Linked DNA regions of Homo sapiens: region 1 is linked to region 2. A link is an interaction called in ENCODE POLR2A ChIA-PET data of the cell type or tissue named here. Cell type or tissue: A673. All regions are shown on one strand.

Region 1 (4,000 bases), 160 kb before region 2:
GTAAATTGGGAAGTGGGCAGCAGAAAACAGGTAGGTAACCAGGAGAATAATCAGGTAGGGCGCTTTTATCCATTTAACTCAGGGGACTCCAATGTTTGGTCCACAGAATGAATTTTTTTTTTAGACGGGGTCTCATTTTGTCACCCAGGCTGGAGGGCAGGTGAGATTACAGCTCACTGCGGCCTCAATCTCCTGGGCTCAGAAGGCCTCCCACTTCAGCCTTCTGAGCAGCTAGTATCGCTACACCTAACTAATTTTTTTTTGTAGTAGAGATGAGGTCTTGCTATGTTACCCAAGCTGGTCTCAAACTCCTGAGCTCAAGCAATCCTCCTGCTTTGTCCTTTCAAAGTACTGGGATTATAGGCATGAGTCACCATGCCCAGCCTCAGAATGCTTTTTAAGTGTCTGAGTTTAAATGTCTTTAGACAGGGCATTTATTCATTTAATAATTTTTTTTTTCATACTGGCAACAGGCAGGACATACTATCTTAGGCACTGGAAATCTAGCAGTGAACAAAACAGACAAAAGTCTCACAGAATTGACAATATAATGTAATATTAGGACAGGCACTTTCTTCTTTGTCACAATCTCTTCCACTGCCTTTTGTATTTTATTTTCTTTTATTTTTGAGACTCGCTCTGTTGCCCAGGCTGGAATGCAGTGGCACGATTTCAGCTCACTGCAACCTCCACCTCCTGGACCCAAGTGATTCTCCTGCCTCAGCCTCCCAAGTAGCTGGAATTACAGGCACCCGCCACCATGCCCAGCTAATTTTTGTATTTTTAGTAGAGATGGGGTTTCACCATGTTGGCCAGGCTGGTCTCAAACTCCTGACCCCAAGTGATCCACCTGCCTCGGCCTCCCAAAGTGCTGGGGTTACAAGCTTGAGTCACCATGCCCGGCTCCTTTTGTATTTTATACACACACACACACACACACACACACACACACACACAGACACACACACATACACACACACAGTTTCTAAAACAGTTGATACATACTGTAGGACCTTATAAGATACTCCCTCCATTGATTGCATAGAATTTTTAAAAGCCAGAGGTGAGAACTTCATTTCAGGAGTTTTTCTTTAATTCAGATTTCTGAATTTTAAATTTAATTTTTTTTGAGACAGAGTCTCACTCTGTCATCCAGGAGTGCAGTGCCATAATCATGGCTCACTGCAGCCTCGAACTCCAGGGCTCAGGTGATCCTCCTACCTCAGCCTCCTGTGTAGTTGGGACTACAGGCATGCATCAATAAGTCCAGCTAATTTTTGTACTTTTTATAGAGATGGGGTTTTGCCATGTTGCCCAAGCTGGTCTTGAACTCCTGGGCTCAAGCAATCTGCCCACCTCAGCATCCCAAAGTGCTGAGATTATAGGCATGAGCCACTGAACCTGACCAGATTTCTCAATTTTATTTATTTAACTTTTTTTGAGACAGGGTCTTACTCTGTCACCCAGGCTGGAGGTCACTGTTGCAATCACGGTTCCCTGCAACCTCGACCTCCCAGTCTCAAGCCATCCTTGCACCTCAGCCTCCCACGTAGCTGGGACTACAGGCATGTGCCACTATGCCAGGCTAATTTAGAAAACATTTTTGTAGAGATGAGGCCACACTATGTTGCCCAGGCTGATCTTGAACTCCTGGACTCAAGTGATCCTCCTTCCTTGGTCTCCAAAAGTGCTGGAATTATAGGTGTGAGCCACTGTGCCCGGCCCCTCTATTAATTTTTAGGCTATAATAATTAATTACAATTCTTATGAATTACTAATAACTATTAATTTGTATTAATTAGGTCAACCTTATGAGCTAATAATAAAAATACGAAACACCTACAACTTATCTAATGTGTGTTATATGCAATTTAAAATGCATCACCTCATTTAATCTTCATACAACTATGATGGAGGTATTTTTTTTTAATCACCAATTTAGAAATGAGTAAACAAGGCAGACAGAGATTAACTGGCCCAAGGCCACACAGCCAGTTATTACAGAGCCAGGACCTAGACTCAAGTGTGTGGGGGACAGAGCCCATGTTATTAACATCATACTTTTTTTTTTTTTTTTTTTCGAGACAGAGTCTTGCTCTTTCTCCCAGGCTGGAGTGCAGTGGCGCAATCTCAGCTCACTGTAACCTGTGCCTCCTGGGTTCAAACAACTCTCCTGCCTCAACCTCCCGAGTAGCTGGGATTACAAGCACCCGCCACCATGCCTGGCTAATTTTTGTATTTTGCAGAGATGGGGTTTCCCCATGTTGGCCAGGCTGGTCTCGAATTACTGACCTCAGGTGATCTGCCCGCCTTGGCCTCCCAAAGTGCTGGGATTACAGGCGTGAGCCACCGCGCCCAGCTACACCACACTTTGAGGATGTACTCCCAGAATGTCTAGTCCAGGTAGCCTGGGAGCTGTCCCGAGAGGTTGCAAGAAAGTTCGGGAGCCTGAGATACAACTTACCCCTCCATGGGATGCAAGGCAATGGCCCGGGGCTTCTCCAGGTTCTGCCACAGCAACACTTTCCGGTGGGCCCCATCCAGATTGGCCACCTCAATCCTCGAGGTGCCTGAGTCGGTCCAGTAGAGTTTGTCATGGACCCAATCCACAGCCAGGCCCCCTGGTGAGAAGCAGCAGCAAAAAATGTCAAGGAGTCAACCCAGGCCCCCATGTCCCATAGTAATAGGAGCAAACTCTTACAGGAAGCAATTTTTTGGGCCAGGCACTATTGTCATCACTTCAGATACATGAATTCATTTAAGCATCACAACTCTGTGAGCTAGATACTGTAATTTCCATGAGGATGAGGAAATTGAGGCACAAAAGAGTTAAGTAACTGTCCAAGGGCATGCACTTCCTCCTCACAGTCAACCATACATCACTTTCTGAATTCTGTCTCCCTGACGCATTCCCAGGGTCCCCCACTGCACTGACCCAGGGGTTTGTAAATTGTCATCTGGGGTTTTGCAGAGGCATTTCAGAAATTCCCTAGGCATTTGAGTCCAATGTGCTTGATACCAAATTAGAATTTGACCACTTCACCTATTTGTAAAATAGCCTGAGATTGACAAGTGAGCTGTTTCTGTGGTTTTTTGTTTGTTTGTTTCGAGATGGAGTCTCACTCCCATTGCGCAGGCTGGAGTGCAGTGGTGCAGTCTCGGGTCACTGCAACCTCCACCTCCTGGGTTCAAGAGTTTCTCCTTCCTCAGCCTCCCAAGTAGCTGGGATTACAGGCATTTGCCACCATGCCTGGCTAATTTTTGTATTTTTAATAGAGATGGGGTTTTGCCATGTTGGCCAGGCTGGTCTCAAACTCCTGACCTCACGTGATCCGCCTGCTTCAGCCTCCCAAAGTGCTGGGATTACAGGCGTAAGCCACCACGCTTGAACTATTTTTTTTTTTTTTTTGAGACGGAGTTTTGCCTAGGCTGAAGTACAATGGCGTGATCTCGGCTCACCGCAACCTCCACTTCCTGAGTTCAAGCAATTCTCCTGCCTCAGCCTCCCAAGTAGCTGGGATTACAGGCATGCGCCACCACGCCCGGCTAACTTTTGTATTTTTAGTAGAGATGGGGTTTCTCCATGTTGGTCAGGCTGGTCTCAAACTCCCAACCTCAGGTGATCTGCCCACCTCAGCCTCCCAAAGTGCTGGGATTACAGGCGTGAGCCACCGTGCCTGGCCTGTTTTTTTAACAATCTATAAAACATTTTGATATACTTATCCAGGTCAATCAGAATATTCTTAATACTAAGCAATCGAAACAAAACTCAGAAATAAACTAGATGCAAAGGCTGATGGAGAACTCTGTCATCCATAAATCTGATTCCCATGATCACAACCACCAACGTGGTCTCATTATTCTCACTGATTGAGCTCAATCATGAGCAAATGTTATATTTGAACCTATAAAATTGATATACATTAACAAATGTTTTCTATATTAGGGCTCCAACTAAGATTTCCCTGGAAGAAAAAGATGTCCTGCTGCCTAAGGTTTG
Region 2 (4,000 bases):
GTGATCCAAGATCGCGCTACTGCACTCCAGCCTGGGTGACAGAGCAATACTCCGTCTCAAAAAAAAAAAAAAAAAAAAAAAGACCCTGTTGCCCAGGCTGGAGTGCAGTGGCATGATCATATGATCATAGTTCACTATAACCTTGAGCTTCCAGGCTCAAGTGATCTTCCTAACTCAGCCTCCCAACTAGCTAGGACTACAGGTACATGCCTACCATACCTAGCTAATTTTAAATTTTTTTGTAGAGACGGGGTTTTGCTGTGTGGCCCAGGCTGGTCTCAAACTCCTGGGCTCAAGGCCTCAGCCTCCCAAAGCACTGGGATTACAGATGTGAGCCACCATGCCCCATCTTATTTGAAGGCTTTTAGATAGGAGAGTGGTGTGGTGATATCTGAGCTCTAGAAAGATCATTCAAAAGGCAGTGTAGAAGATGGCCTAGACTAGAGACAAGGAACATAGAAGTCTGGTAGTAGTTGAGTGAGAGATTAGACCCAACACTAAGGCAGTATGGAGACAGAAGGGGCACTTTCAGAGATAGAATCCATAGGATTTGGTGATTGGATTTGGCATTAAGATGAGAGAGAAGACCGTGGTAATTTCCAAGTTTTTGGCTTGGGCCACTGGGTAAGAATATTTTTTAAAAGCCTTCAAGTAATAGCCACAGAATAAATTTCAATTTTTTTTTTTTTTTTTTTTTTTTTTTTTGGAGACAGGGTTTTACTCTGTCACCCAGGCAGGAATACAATGACACAATCTCAGCTCACTGCAGCCTCGACCTTCCAAGCTCAGGTGATCCTCCCACCTCAAGTAGCTGGGAATATATTTGTGCACTACCATGTGTGGCTAATTTTTCTATTTTTTATAGAGTTGGGGTTTCGCTATGTTATCCAGGCTGGTCTCAAACTCCTGGGCTCAAGCCACTCGTCCACCTCAGCCTCCCAAAGTGCTGGGGTTATAGGCGTGGGCTACCATGCCTGGTCTCCTACTTTCATATTATGTGTTTTCATAAATACCTTTAAGACAATTTCTTGCTTGCTTGCTTTTCTTTTTCTTTCTTCTTTCTTGCCTTCCTTCCTTCGTTCCTTCCTTCCTTCCCCTCCCTCCCTCCCCTCCCTTCCTTCCTTCCCCTCCCCTCCCCACTGAGGTTATAGTCAGTGAATAGGTAGTCTCCCTGCTTTTGAATTTATGAGATTCCCCACCATGCTCTAATCAATGCTACTGCTACGAAACTGTAACTTTTCTAAATAGCTACTAAATATATAGCTATTAAACTTTTATATGTAGTTACTAAATCTTTTCTAAAACTTTTCCACCCAATATCTTATTAGTTCCACTGCCCTAAGAAATAGGTAAAGTGGGTATTATTGTGCCCATTTTGTAAATAATGAAATTGTGTAACTTGCAGAAAGATTTCATGGTGAATTAGTAGCAAAGCTAGAAATTGAACCCAGATTTACTAATATGCTGATGTGCTATTTCTACTATTTTTACTTCAATCATTGCCTCTTTGACATATAACTCTGGAGATCATGCATCTCCATTACAGTATTATGAAAGAAGTACTTAGTGTACTGAGGATCGTATCATTTCCCTTACAGAATAAATGCACTAATAGGCAAAAACCAATGTGGACTCAATTTTAAGTTAAGTAATTCAGAAAAACTATTCCATTGGTCTCTATGTAAACAAAACTGGGAACTGTGAGTATATAGGTAAAGCTCGTGCTATGTTATCAGAGGTTATCTTTCCCAGTCCCTCACTCAGTCAGCAAATATTTGTTTTAGACCACCTAGTACAGTCGTCTCTCAGTCTATGCAGGGATTGGTTCCAGGACCCCTGTTTATACCAAAATCCACGCATAATCAAGGCCTACATTAGTCCTGTGGAACTCTCATATGTGAAAAGTCAATCTTCCGTATACAGGGCTTCATATCCCTAGAATAGTGTATTTTCGATCCATATTTGGTTGAAAAAAATCCACCTAAAAGTGTGGACCTGCACAGCTGAAACCTGTGTTGTTCAAGGGTCAGCTGCATGTTGAAGAATATGGCTAGAGCTAGTTTCTGTGATAGAACATATGGAGATAACTATGGAAAACAGTCTTCAGATAGCCTTAACTTTTTTCCTGATATAGAAGTGGGGCCTCTTCAAGAATGTATTTACTATCACGAGGGATTCATATAGCATTTGGACTCTTAGCAGATGTGGGTTTCTTTATCTTTCTAATAGCAGCTGCCAGTGACTCATCCAGCTGCTAAGAATAAGCAGCTCCAAATTCCCCCAGTTTCTCCTTGTGCCATAAACAAGACCTAGATTTTATGCTGGCTGTTTATTGTTATCCTTCTTAATCAGACAGCCTCAGATTTCTTAGACTAAATGCAACATCTGTGTCTAGGTGTTCCTAAAATAATTGGTTAAGTAGCTTTAATGTATTCTCAGCTTTTTCTAGGAAACTCCAGAACATCTTTCTAAACCAGAATGTGTCAATCTCCAATTTTAATCCGGAATTAGTGAAAACTCTTGGCGGCAAGGTTCTAAAGGAAAGGATTTATTAAGCCCCATTTTATCAATTATAATGCCAGGTACCTACCTACTCAGTGGAACTCCTACTGCATTATTCTTCTGCAGATAACTTCCTTAGAATGTCATGTGCATACTTTAGCATTATCAAGTGGAAAGTAACTCTTCTGGGAGGTAGCAAAACAAGAGCATAACATATCTAAAAATGAAGCCACCTGTAGAACTCTAAGGACCTGGTCCCTTTTGACAAAAAATATTTTATTCCAGTTTTTAGCAAGTACAGGATATGATATCTTTTCTGCATGACTGAGTACTGATGCTAATTATCTTGTCCAAATTTTAGATAATCTCATGAAGACTGTAACAAACCTCTTGGTATCTAAGCAACTTTAGACTCTTGGAAGCAAAAGTTATATTAGAATTTTAAAAGCCTTTAAAATTACACTTCTCACTTTGCTAATTTTTTCTGTATAGGAATATTAATCTGAATTTTCTAAGTCTGGCAAAGATTGATATTCTCTTAATGTAAATCTTTACTTCTGTTTAGGGATATCGGCTCAAAAGTGCCTTCTCCAAGTTTATTTTCAATTAGAATTTAATTTTCAATATATACATATATACACATACATACATATATATATTTCATTTGATAAAATAATGATAGGTACTTCCTCTTCTATCTGTGAAGAAGTATCTACTAAGGGAATTGCCCTCTTGCCACTAACAATGAGAAAATCAGCATATCTGAAACAACAGTTTTCAGACATTGGGCAATAGGCAGTGGGGGCTGTGGATTCTGAGAGCCAGTTTCCAAGCAACAGTATAGGGAGAGAGATTGTCAAAGAGCTTAGCAGTGTTATTGAGTTGAGGAGGCAGAGACTGGGGTTTAGGGAGGCTGGAGCAGCCAGTATTTACAGGTCAGAATCCAAGAGAGGAAGAAGTTGTTCAGTGAGCTCCAGAATCTTTGGCTACAAATTCTGCATATGTGTGGGCTGGAAAAAGAACCACCAGAAAACAGTGGGCCAAACAATTTCTGGAGTATACAAGGGGCTAAGGATAATTCAAACTTCTACCAGCCATAGGGAAGAGACCTCAAAACACACCGGGCACTGGGTAGAGTTCTCAACAGTTTAAAAGCAAAAAGGATTAAATCGATCCGCAAGTAATTTAATGCTATATAAGAACAAAATTCAATAATCTTTAAAGGAATTTAACAAAATCCAGCATTCAGCAATGCAAAATTCACAAAGTCTGACATCCAATTCAAAATTACCAGACAGGCCAGGCATGGTGGCTCATGCCTACAATCCCAGGACTTTGGGAGGCCAAGGCAAGTGGATCACTTGAGCCCAGGAGTTCATGACCAGCTTGGGCAACAGAGCAAAACCCTGTCTCTACAAAAAATTTAAAAAATTAGCCAGGTGTGACACCTGTGGTCCCAGCTACTCTAATGGCTGAGGCGGGAGGATTGCTTGAGCCT

The links. Peaks named below come from ENCODE experiments on the same cell type or tissue, not always from the same donor. Only the 100,000 strongest peaks of a DNase experiment are listed, where the experiment ranks them.
Region 1: POLR2A ChIA-PET joins it to region 2 with 18 read pairs; 4 of 35 experiments call an interaction of 5 or more read pairs at or near these places.

The regions. Positions count from the first base shown.
Region 1 is chr11:46,890,509-46,894,508 of GRCh38, forward strand. It overlaps LRP4 (LDL receptor related protein 4), which reads right to left. Exons shown (of 38, transcript NM_002334.4): 13 at 2,465-2,621. Among named protein-coding and RNA genes, the nearest start is that of LRP4, 26 kb to the right of the region's middle. In A673, no CTCF peak of the experiment used is centred here; no DNase peak of the experiment used is centred here.
Region 2 is chr11:47,054,253-47,058,252 of GRCh38, forward strand. All of the region lies in intron 3 of CSTPP1 (centriolar satellite-associated tubulin polyglutamylase complex regulator 1), which reads left to right. Among named protein-coding and RNA genes, the nearest start is that of CSTPP1, 120 kb to the left of the region's middle. RefSeq lists an enhancer at 3,003-3,552. In A673, no CTCF peak of the experiment used is centred here; a DNase peak (open chromatin) is centred at 2,239.